4 separate regions of the Mus musculus genome follow, and regions 1, 3 and 4 are each linked to region 2. A link is a loop called in an ENCODE intact Hi-C map of the cell type or tissue named here. Cell type or tissue: heart. All regions are shown on one strand. Region 1 holds the start of Lactb (lactamase, beta). Region 2 overlaps Tpm1 (tropomyosin 1, alpha). Region 3 holds the start of Rps27l (ribosomal protein S27-like). Region 4 holds the start of Aph1b (aph1 homolog B, gamma secretase subunit).

The links. Peaks named below come from ENCODE experiments on the same cell type or tissue, not always from the same donor. Only the 100,000 strongest peaks of a DNase experiment are listed, where the experiment ranks them.
Region 1: a loop joins it to region 2, with 5 times the contacts of the local background. A loop is called at or near these places in 4 of 42 quality-filtered maps.
Region 3: it touches region 2 in a loop (2.7-fold over the local background); 2 of 42 quality-filtered maps call a loop at or near these places.
Region 4: it touches region 2 in a loop (2.4-fold over the local background); 4 of 42 quality-filtered maps call a loop at or near these places.

Annotation. Positions count from the first base shown.
Region 1 is chr9:66,973,560-66,976,059 of GRCm38, reverse strand. It overlaps Lactb (lactamase, beta), which reads left to right and starts at 576. Exons shown (of 6, transcript NM_030717.1): 1 at 576-1,019; 2 at 1,276-1,342. The coding sequence starts at 669. In heart, a CTCF peak has its summit at 1,243; DNase peaks (open chromatin) are centred at 609 and 1,129; H3K4me3 peaks cover 1,679 bases; H3K27ac peaks cover 1,548 bases.
Region 2 is chr9:67,042,494-67,044,993 of GRCm38, reverse strand. The region is part of intron 2 of Tpm1 (tropomyosin 1, alpha); the gene reads left to right. Among named protein-coding and RNA genes, the nearest start is that of Tpm1, 5.5 kb to the left of the region's middle. RefSeq lists an enhancer at 1,473-2,500. In heart, a CTCF peak has its summit at 966; DNase peaks (open chromatin) are centred at 1,083 and 1,503; H3K4me3 peaks cover 2,500 bases; H3K27ac peaks cover 2,432 bases.
Region 3 is chr9:66,944,783-66,947,282 of GRCm38, reverse strand. It overlaps Rps27l (ribosomal protein S27-like), which reads right to left and starts at 1,197. Exons shown (of 4, transcript NM_026467.5): 1 at 1,103-1,197; 2 at 344-452. The coding sequence starts at 1,108. In heart, a CTCF peak has its summit at 1,277; a DNase peak (open chromatin) is centred at 1,252; H3K4me3 peaks cover 2,067 bases; H3K27ac peaks cover 1,643 bases.
Region 4 is chr9:66,794,512-66,797,011 of GRCm38, reverse strand. It overlaps Aph1b (aph1 homolog B, gamma secretase subunit), which reads left to right and starts at 1,589. Exons shown (of 6, transcript NM_177583.4): 1 at 1,589-1,759. The coding sequence starts at 1,647. In heart, a CTCF peak has its summit at 1,114; a DNase peak (open chromatin) is centred at 1,371; H3K4me3 peaks cover 2,014 bases; H3K27ac peaks cover 1,840 bases.

The DNA of each region.
Region 1 (2,500 bases), 69 kb after region 2:
ATGCCCACTGGGCATTTTCACCCGGATACTGGGGATTTGAATTCCAGTCCTTGTGTTTGCATGGCAAGTGTTTTAACCACTGTGCATCTCAGTCAAACAAAGGGGCGAGTGTTGTTAACATAGGCATAAGGTGGCAAGAGGGTGTTGCTGTGACAGGAGACTTGTCTAAGGATATCATGTGTGTTGTGAGAGAGAAGAAGCATGGAAAAGGAGAGAGATGAGGAGGAGAAAAGGAAAAGAGAGGCTTGAGGGACAGGTAGAAACTAAAGTGGGAAGGAGAAAGAGGAGAGAATCAGAAATAAAGAGAGGGAAAGAGAAAAGAGGATAGAGGGAGGAATGTGGGATGCGAGAGAAAAAGAAAACAAGAGAGGGAGGTTAGAGCTAAAGGGAGAGAAGAGAGAGGAAAAGGAGAAGATAAAAGAAGGAAGAAAGATATGAAAAAGAGGGAGGGAAAAGAAAGCAAGAAAAGGAGGGGTGGAACCAAAGAGGATTAGTAGCCAGAAGGCTAGAAAGGAGACGAGGACCAGGCGCTCGATGCGCTCGTCGCTCACCCACCCGGCCTTGACTGAGAGGTACTGTAAAGCCCCGCCTCAGCCCCGCCCCCTCGTCCCGCCCGCCGCGGGCCAAGCCGGAGCAAGCTAGGAGGCAGCCGGCTCTGCGGAGGCAACATGTACCGGCTCCTGTCAAGCGTGACAGCTCGGGCTGCGGCCACCGCAGGCCCAGCCTGGGACGGAGGGCGGCGCGGGGCGCACAGGCGACCGGGCCTGCCTGTGCTGGGCCTTGGTTGGGCCGGCGGCCTGGGGCTCGGGCTGGGGCTGGCTCTCGGCGCGAAGCTGGTGGTCGGGCTGCGGGGCGCCGTCCCCATTCAGTCCCCCGCGGACCCCGAGGCGTCCGGCACTACCGAGTTATCGCACGAGCAGGCCCTGAGCCCGGGGAGCCCGCACACGCCTGCGCCGCCAGCAGCCAGGGGCTTCTCCAGAGCCATCGAGAGCAGCCGCGATCTGCTACACCGGATCAAGGTGCGGGCCCAGTGGGCGTCAGGGCGGCGGCTTCCGTTTTTCTGACTGCCTGGCCGCGGGCTGACGCTCTTAGGGCTGCTCAAGTAGCAGCTGAGGTCACCGGTCGCGGAGGGGCCCGCCCCTTCCCCTTTAGAGTCCTGTGCACTCCGACGGCCAGGGCAATCGGAGCAGAACCATTGCCCTCCTGGTGGGCGGGACCGCAGAGTGGGCGGAGTCAGTCTACTTTTGAACCACCAGGGTCTTTCTTTTCTCTTAGGATGAGGTTGGTGCCCCCGGCATCGTGGTTGGAGTTTCTGTAGATGGAAAAGAAGTCTGGTCAGAAGGTGAGTTCAGCAGGTAGCCCATTTTGTTATTGGTAAAATAAAATACTGATGTTTTACAGGTTGGAGTTGCAAAAAGTGGCACATTTGTAGAGACAATGTATCCCTAGAATAATCAGGCTGTTTTATTTATCACTGGAAAGTTTAAAATGTAACTAACTGGGCTAGGAGTATAGCTCAGTGGAAGCTCACTTGCTTAGCCTCCATGTGTGAGGGCAAAATAAAGTAAATAATTAAATTGTGTGACTCAAGTACGTGGATGTGTTCAAAATGCTGTTTCTTCTCCCAGTTTACTCTTAAGAATTGGTCTGAAAATGGAATGTAGAACAATCCATTAAATTACCACTATTACATATTAGATAACCCTTATTAGTAACTAAAATGTCAGTTTCTGCATATTTTTATTCTTTCATTCTGTAATTTTTTTATTCCCCACTTCTGTAAAAGGCACTATACCAAGTATTAAGAATACATGATATCCCTGGTCCTTAATGATTTACAGTTTATTATTACATTTACTAGACAGAGTGTTACCTGTTTTGTTTTTAACGACAAGCTTGAAGTGGTTTGGGATGGAGCTCAGTTGGTGCTTGCTTTTGGGTACAAGTTCTGGGTATAATCCCTTGCACCACATAAATCAAAGTGGTATGGACCCATGATCCCATTCCTCAGGACGTAGAAGCTGGAGGATCAGAAGCTTAAGGTCACATGATGTGTGTGAGGCCAGCCTGAGCATGTAGAGACCCTGGCATCCATCCCTCTCCAAGGTTAGAAGCTTTGAGAGAGCCATTTAAAAAAAAAAGAAAAAAGATTTATTTATTTCATTTATATGAGTACACCATAACTGTCTTCAGACACACCAGAAGAGGGTGCCAGATCCCATTACAGATGGTTGTGAGCCATCATGTGGTTGCTGGGAATTGAACTCAGGGCCTCACGAAGAGCAAGTAGCCAGTGCTCTTAACTGCTGAGCCATCTCTCCAGCCAGAGAGAACCATTTCTATTCTTTTTATGGTAAGTGCATCAAAGTACCATTTCTTTGATTATGACTTCTTATATTCATAACTTCTCCATTATGAACAAATTGCTCCAGTTCATTACTTGGGTTTTATTTATTTATTTATTTGCTTGCTTGTTTGTTTGTTTTGTTTTGTTTTGTTT
Region 2 (2,500 bases):
TGGTTTGGTTTTGGTTTTTTTTTTTTTTCTTTTCTTTTTCTACCTTCGTTTTCATTCTCCACTCCCACACATTTAAACAAGGCTAGGATTGATTCTTTGACAAAGGTGCAGGATAAAAATCCCGGAGACTTGACAAGCTTTTAAAAACATTTGCAAGTAGGGATGGCAGAGATGGGTTCTTAACAGAGTGTGTCCATGTGGCTTTCCATCTGGTAACCAGAGGCTCTGTCACAGGTTCCTGTGGTCGTACAGACCGGTTCCTCAGATTCCAGATATCAGGCTGAATTGCCTGAGGTTGCACAGTTCGTTATGGGGTCCAGACAAACTCTTATGGTAGTGCATGTGTGCTTAATTATATAGTTTGAGTCCTTAAATATGTAAGGCATTGTTAAATGTTTTATATCATCTGATAATTGTCAACAGCCCTGTGAAGAGCCCTGTACTATTATACTCGTTTTTTTAAGAGATAAAGCCCTGAGAAGTCATTTGTCCAAAGGCACACAGCCAGCAGAGACTTAAGAGCCAGATTCAAACCTTAAAAAAGCTGTATTTAGAACAGGAGATCTAACCACTACGCTTTGCCAGCTAGTAATTTACACTTGGTGAAATAGTTTGGATTCTGGAGTTCTTTTAGTCAGAATCTTGTGTTCTGTTGTTCTTTACACGGATCTTTAGGATATTCATATTTCAGGCTCCAAGTTACCTGTTCAGACTCTGGTAAATCGGGATTACAGAGTGCTCCGAGCATCCAGGAGTTGTCAATGCCTTTAGCATTAGGAATGATGCTGTTCTTTACAGCGTTTAGGGTACGTTCAAAGTCTAGGTTTCTACCCTTACTCAGCTTCAGGAGAATCGGGATTTCGGAGCGCTCCAAATGGCCAGCAGGAGTCGCAATAGGCTTTAGCATCCAGATCTTCTACTTGGCCCAGGCTCAGCGGAGTGGATGCAAACGCCCTCCTGCGGTGGCCTCGCTCTAGGCAAAGCAGCCTAGAGCCAGCCATCCCCGCGCGCACGCGCAGTGGTTCCATGGGCAGCTAGTTCCCGGGGTCCACCGGGCCCCGCCCGCCTGCCCGCCGCGCCTGTCCCCTGCGCTCGCGCACCCGCCCGCGGCTCTCTCTGTGCGGCCCAGGAGCCGTGACTTCCGGCCTGCTTCTTAGCCGCAGGGGGCGCCGGCGTTACAAAGCCGGCCTGGGCGGGACGAACCGGACCTGGGCTCGGTAGCGGCAGCAGCAGTAGCAGCTGCAGAGCGCGGAGGCAGAGCACAGCCTCAGCCACCGCCTCGCCATGGCGGGTAGCAGCTCGCTGGAGGCGGTGCGGAGAAAGATCCGGAGCCTGCAGGAGCAGGCGGATGCCGCGGAGGAGCGTGCGGGCAGCCTGCAGCGCGAGCTGGACCAGGAGCGGAAGCTGCGGGAAACCGTAAGGGACCCACCCATCACCCCGAGGCCCCCACGCCGCACCTGGCGCACCTAGGCCAGCTGGCACCCGACTACTCAGCCCTGCCGGGATAGCTCCTTGATATAGAGTAAAACCTCCGGGGGGGAGCAAGAGAGCCGATGAGGAGGTTTTGGGGCGACCATGAAATGGGTCCCCGGGATGCGCACTTTGCGCTGCTGCCATTTATTAACTCACACTGGGGTTGGAAGGAGGAGCCCTCCTTTTAAAGACCAGTCCCTGGGGAGAAGCACTGGGACTTCGGGGCCTTGGGATACTGGACTTTTGTCTCTGTTGATCCTGTGTTTCCTAGAAGCTGTTTCTCTATGGAGGTTAAAGACCTTGACAGGACCAGGTTCTGAGGGAAGAGCTAACTCTCATAGCCCTTATAGTCTTAGGTTTTTTTAGCCCTCCCATCTCCCAAGTAGATATCCCTCGCTCTACAATAGATATCCCTTTCTAACGAGTTTTGACAAAAGTTGGCCAGATGTCGACTGCTACTGAGTATACCTTTTGCTGGCTAACACCCCCCCCCCCCCCCCGTTGAACATAGCACCTAGCTCCTTTCTTCAAAAGGCAAATGTATCGAGCAAACAGAAACAGAGTTTCAAAGGAATATTAGATATTTGTTAGTCTTGAGTGTATGTGTTAAAATCAAGGTATTCAAACACCTTGGAAACTTTATGACAAAAAATAATAATATGGTGTCCAGCTGTGCTTAATATGCACAGGACTACGCTGAATTGAGTCATTCCTTCTGGCTAAGTGTTTGGAATGGTTGTATGGTGTCTTACAGAAACTCCCTAACATGTTTTGTATAAAATATAGAGAACCAAGAAAGTCTTCCTAAGAGGAAGACCCAACTAGAGGAAGTTTAAGATAAAAAATGCAGATAAAGATATTTTTAAAACCAATGGGCAAAAAATAACTTTTAATATTCGCTTGAGAGGACTAGTCAGCAAAAGACCCACTATAAAGGCCTCAAGGTGGCTGGTGATAGATTAATTCTGATCCGTGCCTGGCTAACTGCTATGAACCAGTGAACTAAGAACAGGATGCAGAGACTGGG
Region 3 (2,500 bases), 98 kb after region 2:
TTAAATTCTGTTTCCATTTCCACATGTTAAGTACTAAACAGACACATATGGTATAGCAAACACATCAGACAGCAGTTTGAGAATGAAGAATCAACATATATTTTATTTGCATTGCAAAAAAGAAAATTCATCATCTTAATGATCATCTTAAGTTAAAGACTTAAGTCAACGTATCCTTTACCTGGCTCCCATATGTTTCTACAAAGGTTTGAGTATGTTTCTTTAAAATGACCCTTATGACAATTCTGTAATGTCATTTCTAGTCAACAGTGGATCCTGACTTATTAAAGTGTGAATCTTTCCTGAAACGTCCTTTAGGACAGGGAAATTTGAAATTTTATACCTGGACATTTCACATCCATGAAGTAAGAATTTGGGCTCTGAACCAGCCGTTTCTTCTTATGTTTTTTCTTCTCCTCCTCCAAGGAAGGGTGTAACAGATCTCTAGCCAGCTGTGGAAGGAAACATATTGTTACTACTGGAGTCACAGTACACGGGTGGCAGCCCGAATCACACGAGGAACGCAAAGCAGGAGCAACAGGCACACTCCGCAGAGGGGGTACTTAAGACCCTAACTTTTCAAGATAGGACCACTTTCACCCACACGTTGCCAGTCCTTTCCTGGCACTTTACAGCGCTCGGGCAGCATATGGGAGAGAGAACCCCTTTGTCGTTTGGCTGGGTAGCCATCAAAGCTAAGTAAAAACCAGCGTCTGGCTCGGGCCTCCCCGAAGCCGCAGCGCAGCAGATCAGAACAAGGCCGGGATGACCTCAGCCCCGGGGCTCCACATCCAATGGCCAGCACAGGGCTGCGGCATGCTCGCCCGGGGTGGAGTGAACGTGTCGGAAGCTGCGAGGCCCGTTAGTGACCCTGAAGCCCATGGTGAGCTGGGAGCTGCACCCCACGGGCTGGCCACTCACGCGAGCCCGGACAGGGCCCGCCACGCCATGCCGCGCCGTGTCGCCCGGACAAGTCTCAACAAGCCCGCCATGCCTCGGCCCGCAGGAGCAAGAGACGCCGCGGGCTTAGCCGCCTGCCGAGGCGCCAGACTAACAGAAAGCCTGAAGGAAAGCAAGCCCGAGCCCAAAGTCAAAAACTTACGGGCATGGTGACGGCTCCGCAAGCGCGGCCGCTCCAGGTCGCCGAGACGAACTGCTCGCTTTCGAGCGCCCCTCAGCAACTTCCGGGATAGAGGCGGCGGGGAGGAGTGGAGAGGAGTGGAGGCGGGGGCGACCGCTCTAGGCTCCCGTCTCAGTGGTACGGCTCCCGCCCTGACCGCCGGGCCAAGTCCAATGAGGGACATTTAAATGGCTTCTGCGTTAAACTCCGACTCCGCCCTGCACCCAGGCCGGGCTTCGGAGGCCCGGGCATTAGGCATTAGAGGGAAACCAGACCCGAGGCTGCAACTAGCCTGGTCTCCCCTGTTCATTGTGCGGGGCAGCGGACAGGGGGACACACGGAACAATAATCTTTGTTCTTCGCTGTATTACAAACACCATAGGCGAGCCTGGGAGGGGGCTGGCTCAGCGCTTAAGAGTGTGTGTTGGTTAAGACTGTGTACTGCTCCCGCAGACGATCTGGGTTTGGTTTTCAGAACCGAGCTGGGCGGTTCGAAACTGCCTCAAACTCAACTCCAGGGAGATCTGCAGGTCTTTTCTGATCTCTATGGCACTGCACTCCCTATGCGCGCGCGCGCACACACACACTCATAATTAAATTTAAAAATCTGATTTTGGGGTTGGAGGTGTAGCTCAGCTAATAGCATGCTTGCCTTGCCTTCATGAAGCCTTAGGTTAAATCCCTAACACCACTAAATAAATAATTTTTAACTAGAAAGATCCCACTGACGGGTTGTGAAACAAACTTCTAGTCTTGTGTCTGTGCCTTCTAAGGAGTGAGACTTGAAGTTCTGCACCGGATAGGCTTCACCTCCGGTTTGCTTTGCTCTGAAATAGTTTTTTAAACAAATCCCATTTGCTGCTGTGTTTGATATGCCTCTGTCTCAGAAAACGTGGTAGGTGGCACCTAAGAAAGAAACCTGATATTGACCCCCTGGCTTAAACACACACACATACACCATTTATAAGCTTGACCCTAAGACTGTCCTACCAATTTGGGGAAAAAAAAAAGATGTATAATACTCAATTTGCATAAAGCAGAAGAAAATTAAAACACCGCATTCCCTCATGGAGGAGTGCTCACCCAGTAAGTAAGAAACCCCGAGTTTGATTTCCAGCACTGGATACATCTAGGGGTATGGGGCACACTTATTATAATCCAGCACTTGGGGTTTAGGCAGGAGGGTTGGAAATTCAAGATCATCTTCAGCCATATGGGGCCATCTCTGGAACACCAAAAATGAATAAACTGTAAGTCAATACTAAATATGGTGATATAGATAACTATGTAAATTATTATGTGTGTACGGGGAAAATAATGGTCCTAGAAGTTCCAATGTCTCAATGTCCATGGTCTGTGGTTACTTGACGAGTACAGTTA
Region 4 (2,500 bases), 250 kb after region 2:
ACCACACTCTAATGGATGTCCCTACAGCCAGACGTACATGAGCAATACAAATTAGACTCAGACTCAGTGTGTAATTTAAGAGAAAAAAAAGAACACATGAAGTTGGGAGCAGGTAGGGGATGGAGGTGAATCTGGAAAGAGGATAAATATGACCAAAATACATTGTATATATGTTCAAATTATTGAAAATATTATATTAATAAAAGTAACTTCAGCATACTTGGTGTTAATAAGTAGATAGGAACAAGGCATAGGAGAATAGAAAAATGTTGTTGTCCTAGCAATGCTGCATGTGGACTCTGCCCGTCTATGTACTAGGTTCATCCAGTTCAACCTAAGCTTCATTTAAAAGCAAACCCACTCATAAATGACACAAGATCAAACACACTATCCCTAACACCTAGGACCGTAAACATTTCACCAAGGTCTCTTAAAGAACAATAATTAGTTTTCCACTCATCGGGCTAAAAGAACCTTATTAGAGTGAACCTAATTAAAGAGTGAAGTCAAGTCAGTTTATTTCTAACAACTGACCCACTTCTAACTTCTGGAGATGAGGGAAGACAAGAACTAGGAAGATGAAGATTCTGCTGGTTGCTCTGGAATTTTCTCTGGTTTGTGATGACCAGAAACCTCTTCATCTGGCATAACCCTTCATAGCCCTACTGATATGTGACCGGGAAAGGCTGCTCTCTGGGTGGGAAGAATTCTATGTGTTTTTTACATGGATTCTGGCATTTCTCTATGCATCAGGTTTTGTAATATATATGTCAAGTATTACAGCTTTCACCTCTATATTCTTTCTCCATCAGCATGTAATCCAGGTATAAAAGCTAAGCCTAGGAACAGTGGGGCTCAAGGTGATGAACAAAACTCCATCAGTAACTGAGCAGGGACAAACCCTAGGCCTAATGTCTGGAGCGGCTGACTCTGACTACACTTATAACACCTCGGAGCCCCGCCCACTACATTACCAGGTCTCCAGAACTTCGGCTCGCTTTGGCTGGAGTAGGGCGGCACTCTGAGCTTGCTCTGGCTGGAGTAGGGCGGCGCTCTGAGCTCGCTCTGCAGGCGCTGACAGGTCTGGGAGCGACTCAAAGCCCCGCCTCCCAGGCTCCGACCTGGCTCCGGTTTGACTGGGCGTGGGACTCCTCCAGGCTCTCCGCCTTCCGACCTCCGTTCCCTGTTCTGACAGGATCTGTGCTCCGAAGCCACGCCCCTCCTCTGCCCTCGGAGCACCTCGAGTCCCCTGCCGAGCTCCGCCCAGCAACCCGCTTTTACAGGCCAAGGAGCAGCTCAGGCCCCAACTCCCGAACCCTGCCTTGTCCCGTGTGACTAGAGGACCTCGAGGTCCTGCATGCCAACCCTCGCTCTGCCGTCCACTCTGATAGGCTATGGAACTCTTCCAGGCCTGGCCTCCCGAAGCTCCCTCCTGTTGCCTCTTTGACTAGGGCACCGAAGGCTCCGCCTCTCGAGCCCCGTCCCGCCCTCGGCATCTCCAGACCCCGCCTCACGGGCTCCGCCTCGTCCACTGCTCTGACGGAGCACCGGAGCCTCGCCACCCAGCCCCGCCCCGTATCCAGGACCCGCTGTCCATTGGGCACTGCAGGGCCCTCGGGCCCCCGCGACTGGCTCCCGAGGTCGTCATGACGGCTGCGGTGTTCTTTGGTTGCGCCTTCATCGCCTTCGGGCCCGCGCTCGCTCTTTATGTCTTCACCATCGCCACCGACCCTTTGCGAGTCATCTTCCTCATCGCCGGGTGAGGCTGCGCTGTGTCCCGGACGCCGCGGGTTCCCTCCCTCTCCTGGGTTCCCACGACCCCGGGATCCCCATCTCCCAGGGGCTCCAGCTTGTGGTGCGGTCCAGGGCTGGAACTGTTCCTGGGAGGGTCTGAGAAGAGCAGGCCCGTAGGCTAAGCAGGCGCCCCTTGGCTTCTGTTGGCTGAGTGTGGGAACAAGCAGATAGATTCCTGCATGAAGCCTTTGTCTTTCTGTAGGAATCTCTCATTTCCCTCAGTGCTGAGCAGCATCGAAGAGTCGTTATCACTACTCTCTGCCATTAAAGTCACCTGGAGATCAGATGTTTATTCCCTGCCCCCCACCCTCACATCAATCCTCGGACTCAGAATGTCTGTGCAGACTATTCAGGCTCAGATTTTCTTTGTAGACTCCTGGGTAATGGTTTGGGTGCAGTCAAGGAGGAAAGTTCGAGAAAACACAGTAACAACTGACCAGGCGGCATGTCCTCCTGGGAGCTTGGTAAATACCGGAACTCTGCTGGTGAACGTGGTCTTGGTCTCGCTGCACCTGCCCGAAGTTTGCAGCTTCTGAACTTTCCATTATATTAATGCAGGCGTTAGGTATTCATTTTCTTTTAGAAAAAGACACTTGACAATATCTAACCATTAAACTTATATTTTCTGGTGAATTTTGAGGATATGAAATTTGCAACTGTCACTGGTTGTATATTTCTATAGCACACAAAGCATCTCTTAGGAAAA